2 separate regions of the Homo sapiens genome follow, and region 2 is linked to region 1. A link is an interaction called in ENCODE POLR2A ChIA-PET data of the cell type or tissue named here. Cell type or tissue: endothelial cell of umbilical vein. All regions are shown on one strand. Links, peaks and the distances in the headings refer to the core of each region. The heading gives the core; the rest is flanking DNA.

Evidence for each region. ChIA-PET counts read pairs that join two places held together with the same protein. Peaks named below come from ENCODE experiments on the same cell type or tissue, not always from the same donor. Only the 100,000 strongest peaks of a DNase experiment are listed, where the experiment ranks them.
Region 2: POLR2A ChIA-PET joins it to region 1 with 5 read pairs; 18 of 35 experiments call an interaction of 5 or more read pairs at or near these places.

Annotation. Positions count from the first base shown.
Region 1 is chr18:9,120,025-9,125,412 of GRCh38, forward strand. It overlaps NDUFV2 (NADH:ubiquinone oxidoreductase core subunit V2), which reads left to right. Exons shown (of 8, transcript NM_021074.5): 5 at 2,489-2,657; 6 at 4,850-4,959. NDUFV2-AS1 (NDUFV2 antisense RNA 1) reads right to left here. Exons shown (of 3, transcript NR_110772.1): 3 at 1,241-1,432. Among named protein-coding and RNA genes, the nearest start is that of NDUFV2-AS1, 14 kb to the right of the region's middle. In endothelial cell of umbilical vein, for the core only: no CTCF peak of the experiment used is centred there; no DNase peak of the experiment used is centred there.
Region 2 is chr18:9,318,843-9,324,230 of GRCh38, forward strand. TWSG1-DT (TWSG1 divergent transcript) reads right to left here. Exons shown (of 3, transcript NR_183523.1): 2 at 3,220-3,310. Among named protein-coding and RNA genes, the nearest start is that of TWSG1-DT, 13 kb to the right of the region's middle. In endothelial cell of umbilical vein, for the core only: no CTCF peak of the experiment used is centred there; DNase peaks (open chromatin) are centred at 2,359 and 3,019; H3K27ac peaks cover 2,105 bases.

The sequences.
Region 1 (5,388 bases), core at 293-5,292:
GATATTTATACAATTTGATTATGCTACTTTGGAATCAACGACCTATAGAAATGCTATGGATGACCCATTTTATTCAAAGTTACTCTATTCATATAATATTCATTTTTCCTAATAGTTTTGAGCAGTAATACAAATTTCAAGTTTATTCGTATCCTGTTAATACAAATAACTACATTTGTGTGGTGATGTATTACAGCATATCATTTATAAAGTGCCATACACAAACCACATACTATTTGATTCTGATGAGAATCACATAACCATTAAGCTGTGTTATATAATGGAAAATATTTTTGACTTAGAACTAAGACACCTGATTTTTCTCTGAACTTCCTCATTGGCAATGAAAGTTTTGAACCAGGTAGACCTCTTCTAATTATTAAGTTATGATTTCTGAGCGGTAGTGCTAGGACTGAATTCATTTCTAAATCAGTGCATTTTCTACTTGACTGACTATAACAGAGATTTTGTTGTACTTCATTCTTACCACTTTCTAAACTTAATTTGGTTATAACTCTTAGGCTAGACAATCATCTTTCTGAGAGAATAGGAATGTCCTCAATTTATCTAATAGAATCCTAAATGCAAATTTTAGATTTAGTTTATTGATATTTTATTTTATTTGCATTGTATAGTACTATAACACTGGTTTTTCCCTATGAAAAATATTATAAAGCAAGTTTAGTGAGTTACTATCCTGAGTAAACATAGGTGGTTATTTCTTCGATAAATTATGTATTTCTTGGGAAGTTACTTAACATTTTTTTAAATTAAAATAGCCAACTTTATAATGATTTAGGTATATGTTTCTAATTATAATGTTATTATTTTGAAAAAATCATATTTTTAGTAATGGTAAGCCTGTTGGAAATCTTGCTGAGTGGCACGTTAGCAGAGCAAAATAAAAATAAATAAGAAACTGAAAGTGAAAACATTTAAAAAATAAGACAGGCATGGTGGTGCATGCCTGTAGACCCAGGTACTCAGGATGTTGATGTGGGAGGATTGCTTGAGCTTAAGACCAGCCTGGGCAAGATGGTGAGACCCTATCTCTTAAAAAATATGTATTTATATATTGTCCTATTATATTTAGGGTTGGATTTGTGTGGGGGAAAGGCAGGAAGTGTAGGGTATAGGGAATAGACTCAAGATTCTTTGCACTTTACATTTGGGACTTTTATTTTAATGTTACTGCCCCTCCCCCCAACCCATGAAACACCTAACCTTACAACAAAAAATATCCAGAAGCTTAATAATTATTTATTTAACCGTCACTAAGGTGTAGGGAGATGTGCAGAATTCCAGGAAGGAGTCTTTTCCTAATTAGACAGTCAGAGCCTCATTCCAGATTTATTATTCCTTTGGTAGGGTTCCAGCATGTATATTTTGATAGAGAGCTCCCCAGATTCAGGGATACGTCCTTGATTCAGAACTGCCGAATGAAATAGCACAATTACTTTATCTGTCACAAGTGAGCCATGATTAGATGTCTTTTGAGAATATATTTCCTTTAGAATTCCTAATATGAGAAAGTTAACATACTTGTCTGAAATGCCCGCTCTTCTTTTATATTAGAATATGGATATATCTATAATTTTTAAGAATGCCAGATAGTAAGTCTTAATGATAATAGGTCACCTAGAAAGTTGTAGACAGAATTATAAATCACGATAGACAAGGACCAGCCCTGGCAAACAGCTAGAAATCCTCGTTTTCCCTAACAGACTTGCCCTAAGAAAAGATGCTGAGTTAGTGATCCCCTTAGTCCTGAACACCAGAATGTCAAAACAATTGTTTTCTATTAATGTCTTGACGTGAAGGGTTAGAAAGTACTAGACTATATGATTCAACTTTCAAAAGAGTATTGTGATATGAAATAGAAGTAGTGTGCTGGATTCTGGGAGAGGAGTGTGTGATTGTGTATGATAATATGTGTATACATATATGTAGAGATATAAAATTTTGAGTTTACATATTTAAAATATGGGCCAATAGTGAGCTTTGATTTTCAACCTTTTTTTCTGTTGCTGTACCATTTGTATGTAGGCTGTTTGGAAAAAATTGGTGAGAGTTTAAAAAATCTAATTGCTTCTTTTATTGGGGTTTGGCCATCAATTTTTTGCCATTTAGACAGATTATAAAATGTGAGTTGACATGATCAAAGTAGAAATTCTTAATAGTGAAATACTTAAAGATTTAGAGAAAAAGAATATCCTTTTACAGAGGTGAGAAGTAGGGTAGAAGGAGGAAGTGCTGTTAACTCCATTAACTTTCGGGCTCTGTATGGTTTAAGTGTAAGTACATTGTCTGCAAAAATTGAAGAGTTTATATCTCCCAGTTATCCAAGACAAGTATGTTTTCTGCTCTTGAAGAACTTTTCTGTTTTTACCAAATTGAGACAATATTGAAATTATACTTTGTACAACATAATTAAAGCTCCATTACTAACACTGTAATTATCTTATTTTTAAATGTCCTAATATTTTAGGTTGCAGAAGTTTTACAAGTACCTCCAATGAGAGTATATGAAGTAGCAACTTTTTATACAATGTATAATCGAAAGCCAGTTGGAAAGTATCACATTCAGGTCTGCACTACTACACCCTGCATGCTTCGAAACTCTGACAGCATACTGGAGGCCATTCAGAAAAAGCTTGGTAGGGAATACATGATATTTGTAACACTGATAAAAAGTAGAATTGTCTCTCTAGATTTGGTACATTTCTATCTAAAATTTCCAACTTCTGCCATCTTATTGGATCTGTACTTACCTAGTAATATTTTGTGTTACTGTGTTTCCACATCTTTATTTCTTCCTATTTGGTATTCTTCCTCAGTTCTTAGTGTTAAAGCTGAGTTTTTAATTTTTTCTTTTTTAATCAGTATGTTTGAAATGCTTGTAGAAGTTATAAAATATTCGTTGTTTAGAAGATTGTTTCACTTAGAAAATTGTTTCACTTACTATTCTATGACAGCATGTGGTATATTAAAAAGTGACCCATTATTGTCTTTATATTCTTCTAAAGAAGTCATGGAACAAATAAGATACAAGCATAGTAAGAATGCTTTGGGAAGGGAAATTTGAAACAGATGTTATTACAGTAGCATTTGAAAAGTAAATTAGCATTTTAAAAGTAAATGGGCATTTTCCCCTACAAAACTGCCATTGCTACACTTCTAACTATATATGTCAAATGAAGTAATATTTTGTTATTGAATATAATATGTGCATGTTGTAAAAATAGCTGGGTGGTATTGAAATATATAAAACAGCTGAAGTTGGCTCAAACCCCCCCACCCCCAACACCATCAAGGTATAAATCCTGATAACAATTGGATATATTAGTTGTAGATTTTATATCATTTTAATTATTAAATATATAAATGTACTACATGTATGCTTGCTTTTTAGACTTTATTTTGGCTGTATTTCTACAGCACAATATATATGTCTGCCTCATTTTTTTTTTCTGTTTTTTTGAGTTGAGGTCTCACTTTGTCACCAGGCTGGAATGCAGTGGCTGGATCATGGCTCACTGCAGCCTCCAATTCCTGGGCTCAAGTGATCTTCTGCCTCACCCTTCCAAGTAGCTGTAGCTATGGGTGCATGCTGCCAAGCCCAGCTAATTGATTTTTGTTTGTTTTTGTAGAGAGGGGTCTTGCTATGTTGCCCAGGCTGGTGGTTGTGAAATCCTGGCCTCAAGCAATCCTCCTACCTTGGCCTCCCAAGTGCTGGGATCACAGGTGTGAGCCACCATGCTTGGCCTGCCTCATTTTTCTTTTACAAACAGTTACTTTGATGTACACACACATCTTTGCGTACTTGTCCTGTTGTATGCTGAGATAGTTTACAAGAAGTAGAATTGTAGGGTCAGACTTTACCGTATTTTTCCCAAATGCCTTCCCTAAATGTATGAGACTACCCATTTTCTTCACATCCCTTGATAATCTTTGACGTTAGGAGTTTTCTGAGTCTTTGCCAAATCTGATAATGTGACTGTGATTTTAGTAGTTTAATTATTACAATCAAAATGAAAATAATACAGCCTGATGCACTGCTGTATAACAGTAAACACTGGTGATAAGTCCTCTGAAATTTGATTGCTTTTAAAGGAACAAGTCCACTAAAAACTTCCTTGAATGTTAAAATTACATAGAGTTTTTTTTTTGTTTTTTTTTTTTGAGAGAGTCTTGCTCTGTCACCCAGGCTGGAGTACAGTAGCACAATCATGACTACTGTAAAAAATTTTTACTACTGTAAAAAAATTTTTAATTTTTTTGTAGAGCTGTGTCTCCCTATGTTGCCCAGACTGGTCTCAAATTCCTGGGCTCAAGCCATCCTCGCACCACGGCCTCCCAAGGTGCTGGGATTATAGGACGGAGCCACTCCACCTGGCCTAGGATTTTTTTCTTTTTAAAAAACTTTTTTTTTTTTTTTTTTGGAGATGGAGTCTTGCTCTGTTGCCCAGGCTGGAGTGCAGTGGCGCAATCTCGGCTCACTGCAAGCTCCGCCTCCTGGGTTCACGCCACTCTCCTGCCTCAGCCTCCCGAGTAGGTGGCACTACAGGTGCCCGCCACCACACCTGGCTAATTTTTTGTATTTTTAGTAGAGACGGGGTTTCACCATGTTAGCCAGGATGGTCTAGATCTCCTGACCTCGTGATCTGCCCACCCCAGCCTCCCAAAGTGCTGGGATTACAGGCGTGAGCCACCGCGCCTGGCCTCTTTTTAAAAAACTTAATAGTCTTAAACTTTTAATATACCTCTATAAAAATTCTTTTTTTTTTTTTTAAACCAAATGACTATTAAAATATAACCTGGTCCTTAGAGTGTTTATTTGTATTTTTAGGAATAAAGGTTGGGGAGACTACACCTGACAAACTTTTCACTCTTATAGAAGTGGAATGTTTAGGGGCCTGTGTGAACGCACCAATGGTTCAAATAAATGACAATTACTATGTGAGTATTTCAGGTAATACAAGTTAAAGTTGTATGATGTCATATTTAAAACATTTTAAATATTTGATTTTGTGTCCTTAGATGTTGGTTTCTGAATTACTCATTTAGAAGAAATGGTTACCATAAATATCCAGGTTTTAAAAAATTCTTTAAACATTTTTGCATTTAACTTCAGAAGACAAATTTTAAAACTTTAGATTATGAAAAATTTAATAATTTGGATATTAATACAGAAAATAATCCTAGTGTAGCCAACTATCAGGACTTAACTGAGAGTAATATTTTGCCACATTTTACTTCAGATACTATCATCATCATCATCATTTGTAGAAATAAGCTACAGATACAGGTGAAATACTCCATCCCAAATCTTTTTCTCTTCCTTTTATCCCCAGAGATAACCATTATCATAAATTGTGTCTATATATG
Region 2 (5,388 bases), core at 97-5,096, 200 kb after region 1:
TCATAGGTGCTCAATGATGAGGTTTTTTGAGTTGTTTGTTTTTTTTAAGAGATGAGGTCTTGCACTGTCACCCAGGCTGGAGTGCAGTGGTACAATCACAGCTCACTGTAGCCTCAAACTCCTGGTCTCAAGCGATATTCCCACCTCAGCCTCCGGGTAACTGGGACTCCAGGCTTGCATCACCAGGTCCAGCTAATCACAAGTTATTGAGTGGTCTTCCAGATGGATTCCAGTCTAGAGATTAACTACTCTCAATGTTACCTCGCCAGGTGCAAAGCCTATGTAATAATATTTGATTTTAATTATAAATACACATACCTGACACATAAACTGTCCACCCTGAAACATAAAGAAACTTATTGTTAGATTATAGTTGAATCCAGCAAAGCATCCAAAAATAATTAGTGGCCAGTGTTGCTGGAACTCTAGTCCTGCAAGTGCTCCACAGATGATCTATAATAAAAGGTTCATTAGTAAATTAAGAGCTCTGAAAAGTTCTATTAAAAAGAAACCTATTCAATCCCTCTTTTTTCTAACTTTTTTCAAGCAACATCTAATCAGGTCTCTTGAAACTATGTTCTACAAAATAGTTTTTGAGACACACTGATTCATTATTGCCATCTTATCTGGCAGACCAGACCCAGAGCAGGCAACTGCAAAGGCAAGTTTTAAGTTATCTCTGAGCTGAGTTAATGAAAACAAAAACAAATAAAAAGGAACCATTACAAGAATTTCGGGTTTTGTGGGATGTGATAGATTGTATTTTCTAAAGTTGGCCATGACAATAAATTCCATTCCACATACTCTTCTAACAATGACACTCCTTTCATCTGGGTGAGGTTGGTAAAACAGAAATGGTACTATATGACTTCCAATGTTAGGTCATAAAAGGTAACACAGCTCAGGCTGGGCACAGTGGTTCACACCTGTAATCCCAGCACTTTGGGAGGCCAAAGGGGGCAGATCGCCTGAGGTCAGGGGTTCAAGACCAGCTGGGCAACATGATGAAACCTCATCTCTGCTAAAAATACAAAAATTAGCCGGGCGTGGTGGTGCATTCCTGTAATCCCAGGTACTCAGGGGGCTGAGACAGGAGAATGGCTTGAACCCAGGAAGCAGAGGTTGCAGTGAGCCAAGATCGTGCCACTGCACTCCAGCCTGGGCGATAGAGTGAGACTCCATCTTAAAAAAAAAAAAAAAAAAAAAAAAAGCTCCTAACTGGTTCTTCTGGGACATCCATGAGTCCTGAGCTGCCATATAAGCAGAAAAACCGCCCTGAAGCCACCATATTGGGAGGAAGCCCAAGGAGATGATTCAAGCCACCACCTGAGAGGACCCAAGACTACATGAAGCAAGAAGAATGCCCAGCCTATCCCCAGCTGCTGCAACTGCACACTTGCCCTCCCCCTTCCAGCTCCAGCCTCTGTCCACCAGCACCTGCATGAGAGATGCTGAGAAGAAACCCACCCAGCCAAGCCCTTCCTGAATTCCTGACCCACAAAACCCATGAGAGAATGAAAATGATTGTTGTTGTTGTTGTAGCCCACTGAGTTTTGGGGTAATTTGTTATGTAGCAACAGTAACTGGAATATGAGACATATGCACAAGGAAATTTTCTGAGATGATTTTGAAAGGTAAAGAAAGAGGACTGCATGCCACCTGGGCAGACAGTATTTATATCTAACTTAAGTTGAAATGCTACGAATTTCTGTATCACCAGTCCTATTACCAATGTTTTCTTTTTATGAGCTTAAATTATTTTCCAAGCCTGAGCAGTGTTAATGTATCTATTTGTAGAGATATTAATTAAAATACTTGAGCACCTATTTTGTGCCAGGCACCAGGCTCTATTATCCACGAATTGTCAGGTTCCCAGTATGGGGTATAACATCACCACGTTTTTATTCTGGTCTATACAGTGACTCAGGCTTAGAGATATAAAGAAAACAAGGCCACTACAGGTTTGGGAGCATTAACTATCATTCCGTCTCAGCCCGAAGCACTGATTATAACACGGTATCCTCAATTTGTAGTAAAAAATGGCAATTATCAGTCTGCCTCTGATTTAGATTTAAAAACAAAGTTAGAGCCAGCTGGCCTCTTGGTTCCCATAGCACTGTGTTCACACCTTTGTTGGAAAACTTGGTCACATTCTTTCATTTGTTATTTGTTTATGGCTATTTCTTTACAGCTCTCTCTCTCTTCTTGGTCTTGCTCCTCTTTGTATCTGTGCAATTAATAATTCAAACTTAAAGCCGTTGGAACTTTAGATTATTCTGAGCCTTGAGAGGAATGTGGCCATGTGGCCTGAGTCATGTGGCATGCAGCTGCAACTTCCGCCCTTTTTTCCTGTAAATAATTATGAAGACCAAATGGCGCCAGAGATAAGAACCCCCCTCAGACCATAATCCCTCCTCATGAAATAATAAAGTAATCTTCCTTGGAGTGTAGCAATCTGTAATCAATCAAATAGCTATGATGTATGCACTAGCCTCGTATGGAAAATGTCATAATCCAGCTGAAACTTCTTTGTCTCTGCCTACATGAGTGAAACTTTAACTTCTCCACTTTGGAATGCTGATCCCATTCATTTGGAGTCTGTTTCCCTGGGTGGCTGTTCTCAAGCTGTGTGCTCAAATAAACTATATACTTACTAATGTTTTCTAAATCTCATTATTTAAGTTTGACATATCTTTAGTGCCTAGCCCTGTGCTGGACACGTGGCTGTTGCTCCATGAATGTGTCAACACTCGGGGCCTGACCCCCACTGCTGTCTTAGAGTTTTGACTACAAAATACCCCCCACATCCCTGGGCAACCCCTAGCTTCCCTGGCTTCCCCTTCCTCAGCTGCCCCATGAGGAGGTAGGACTGTGTGACCCTACAGGCTCTTACGGTTCTCACATGGTTGGGAACTCTCTGTGAAAGGTCCTGCTGCTATGTTGTTGTTTAGATGATAGTGGGAGTCCCAGCAAGGCTCCGCTGCTGTTTCTGACCCTGCCTTGCCCAACCTGCAGGTCAGCCTGATGTTTGTGCTGTACTTGGAATCTCATCAAAGCCATTCCTTCTCTTCCCTGTTAAATGAATTTCAGTTGAAACTATTGTTAGTTGGCAAACGCCAGCATTTGGATTGGAGCCAGACAATCGCGCCCACTTTTCTTGGTGATAAAATGTCCAACATCACATTGCTGTAATCAGGGACATGACATGTGTGCACTTACCAAGCAAAATACTCAGAAGGGCTCATCATACAGTAACTGCAGATCCTAGAGTCTGCTCCATGCATGGAGAATGAGGGCCACCACATAACACCTGTGACAAAAGCAAAAGGTTAATCCAAGCAGCTGTCTCCATTGCTTTGCACCAGCTTATATTCATTCCATTGCCTTTTTCATTTTTTCCCCCATGTAGACCTGGGCTTCAAAAAAAATAATTAACTTGCAATGAGCTGAGAAACTGACCTTTAGAAAGGGGACAACGCAAGTGCACAGAATTGAGTAAACTGAGCCACATTGTTTTGGTGCCTCATAGAAAAGCTAAATGTCTCTGTATTGTACCCTATCTCTATTCAGGAATGCTTTCCTATTTTAAGCATGGTGCTAAGGATAGTAGATCGTACACCATGTAGGGGACCAAGAGTTGGTTTTCCTCCTACTTCTCTGACCACTGCCAAATCTTTACACGTGAGACTTCCTCAAGGCTTAGTTGTCTTGTCTTCTCTCTTTATATAACTCTTTCACGTTGGGGAGCTCACCTATTTCCAGGGCTTTCAGTGTCACTGATATTGTAGGCATCCCTAAATTTAAGTCACCAGCCCAAATCTCTCTGAGTGTCAAACCCCATAAGTGGCAACCTAATCGACACTTCCATGTGGACGCCTAATGAACATCTCAAACTTGCCATGACCCAGTCTCTTGATTTCCTCTCTGAAACCTGCTTTTTTCCCCTTCTTCCCCAATTCACCCAATGGCACCACCAACAATCAACACAGAAACCTAGGAGTCATCCTCAATCCTTCCTCTTTCTCTCCTTTACACCCTCCTGGTTCTGGTCTGTTACCTAGTCTCACTTCCACTCCAAAATATACATCATATCTGTCCATCTTCACAGCCATAACTCCAGCTGAAACCAGCCTTGTCTCAACAGCCTCACTGGTCTCCTTGCTCCACCCTCACCTACTTCAAATCTAGTTTCCACATCATAGCCAGGGTCAATCTTTTAAGAACATAAATGTACACATGCCACTTCCTGCTTTAAAACCTTCGGCAACTTCACGTTGCACTTAGAATCCTTCCCAGGGCTTCCAGAGTCTGCACGATCTGGTGACTCCTGTCTATCTTTTTAACCTCATTTCTTCTTTCTCATCTTAGAGACTTAATCCATGCTGTTGCCTCTGCCTGGAACTCTCCCTGGCTCTTGCTTCCATGTCGTCGCCACACAGATAGCTTCCCTATCACTCTATCTAAGTGAGGCTCTCCCTGTTATTCTCTCTCTTGGCATGCTGTTGACTTCCTTCAAAGAGCTCATCCTATTTTGTAATTATAGGCTTAGTTGTCTATCTGTTTATTACCTGTCTCCCTCCTCCCCCAATACACACTGAAATGTAAGCTCCAAAGTTCGGGTAGCATCTTCTTTATCATCATGACCAATATCATCATTACCATGGCAGCAGCTGACATTTCTTGAGAGCCTACTCTGTGCCAGACACTTGACATTATCTTATTTAATCCTCAAAACAATCATAACAAGTAGATACTATTATTATCTCCATTTTACAAATGAGGACACTGAGGCATGGAGATGCTTAGGTTACTTGTCCAGAATTACACGCTAGCAATAGATAGTGCCTGACATATAGTGCTTGGCATATAATAGATCTTCAACTTATTGATCAAATATATACTTTTGTTGAATAATTCAATGCACTTTTTCATGGGAACCCATGGGATAAATTTCTCTCAAACACCAGTATTAAGAAAAGTAATACTTCTAGTTTTATCCTACAAATACTGTGCATATTATAATATGTTGTGCTTTCTATCTTTGCCTTTACTGCTAGGATACTTAGAACCAATATGTTACACTCATCTGGATGAGTCACTCTGTGCCTCAATCTTATTAAGATCTTATTAAGAGAATCTTAACCTTATGCTCCCTTCTTGCTTGGCCTTTTCTATATTGTATGTGTTTTTGTAAGCCTCTCCAATCATTCATGGAATAAGGCAGGATACAAACATCCACCCACAAGGATGGCTACAATACAAAAAAACAGAAAAATAAGAATTGTTGGCAAGGATGCAGAGAGGAGCCTACATACGATGCCAGTGGGAATGGGAAAATGGTGCAGCTGCTGTGGAAAGCACTTTGGCAGTTCCTCAAAAAGCTGAACG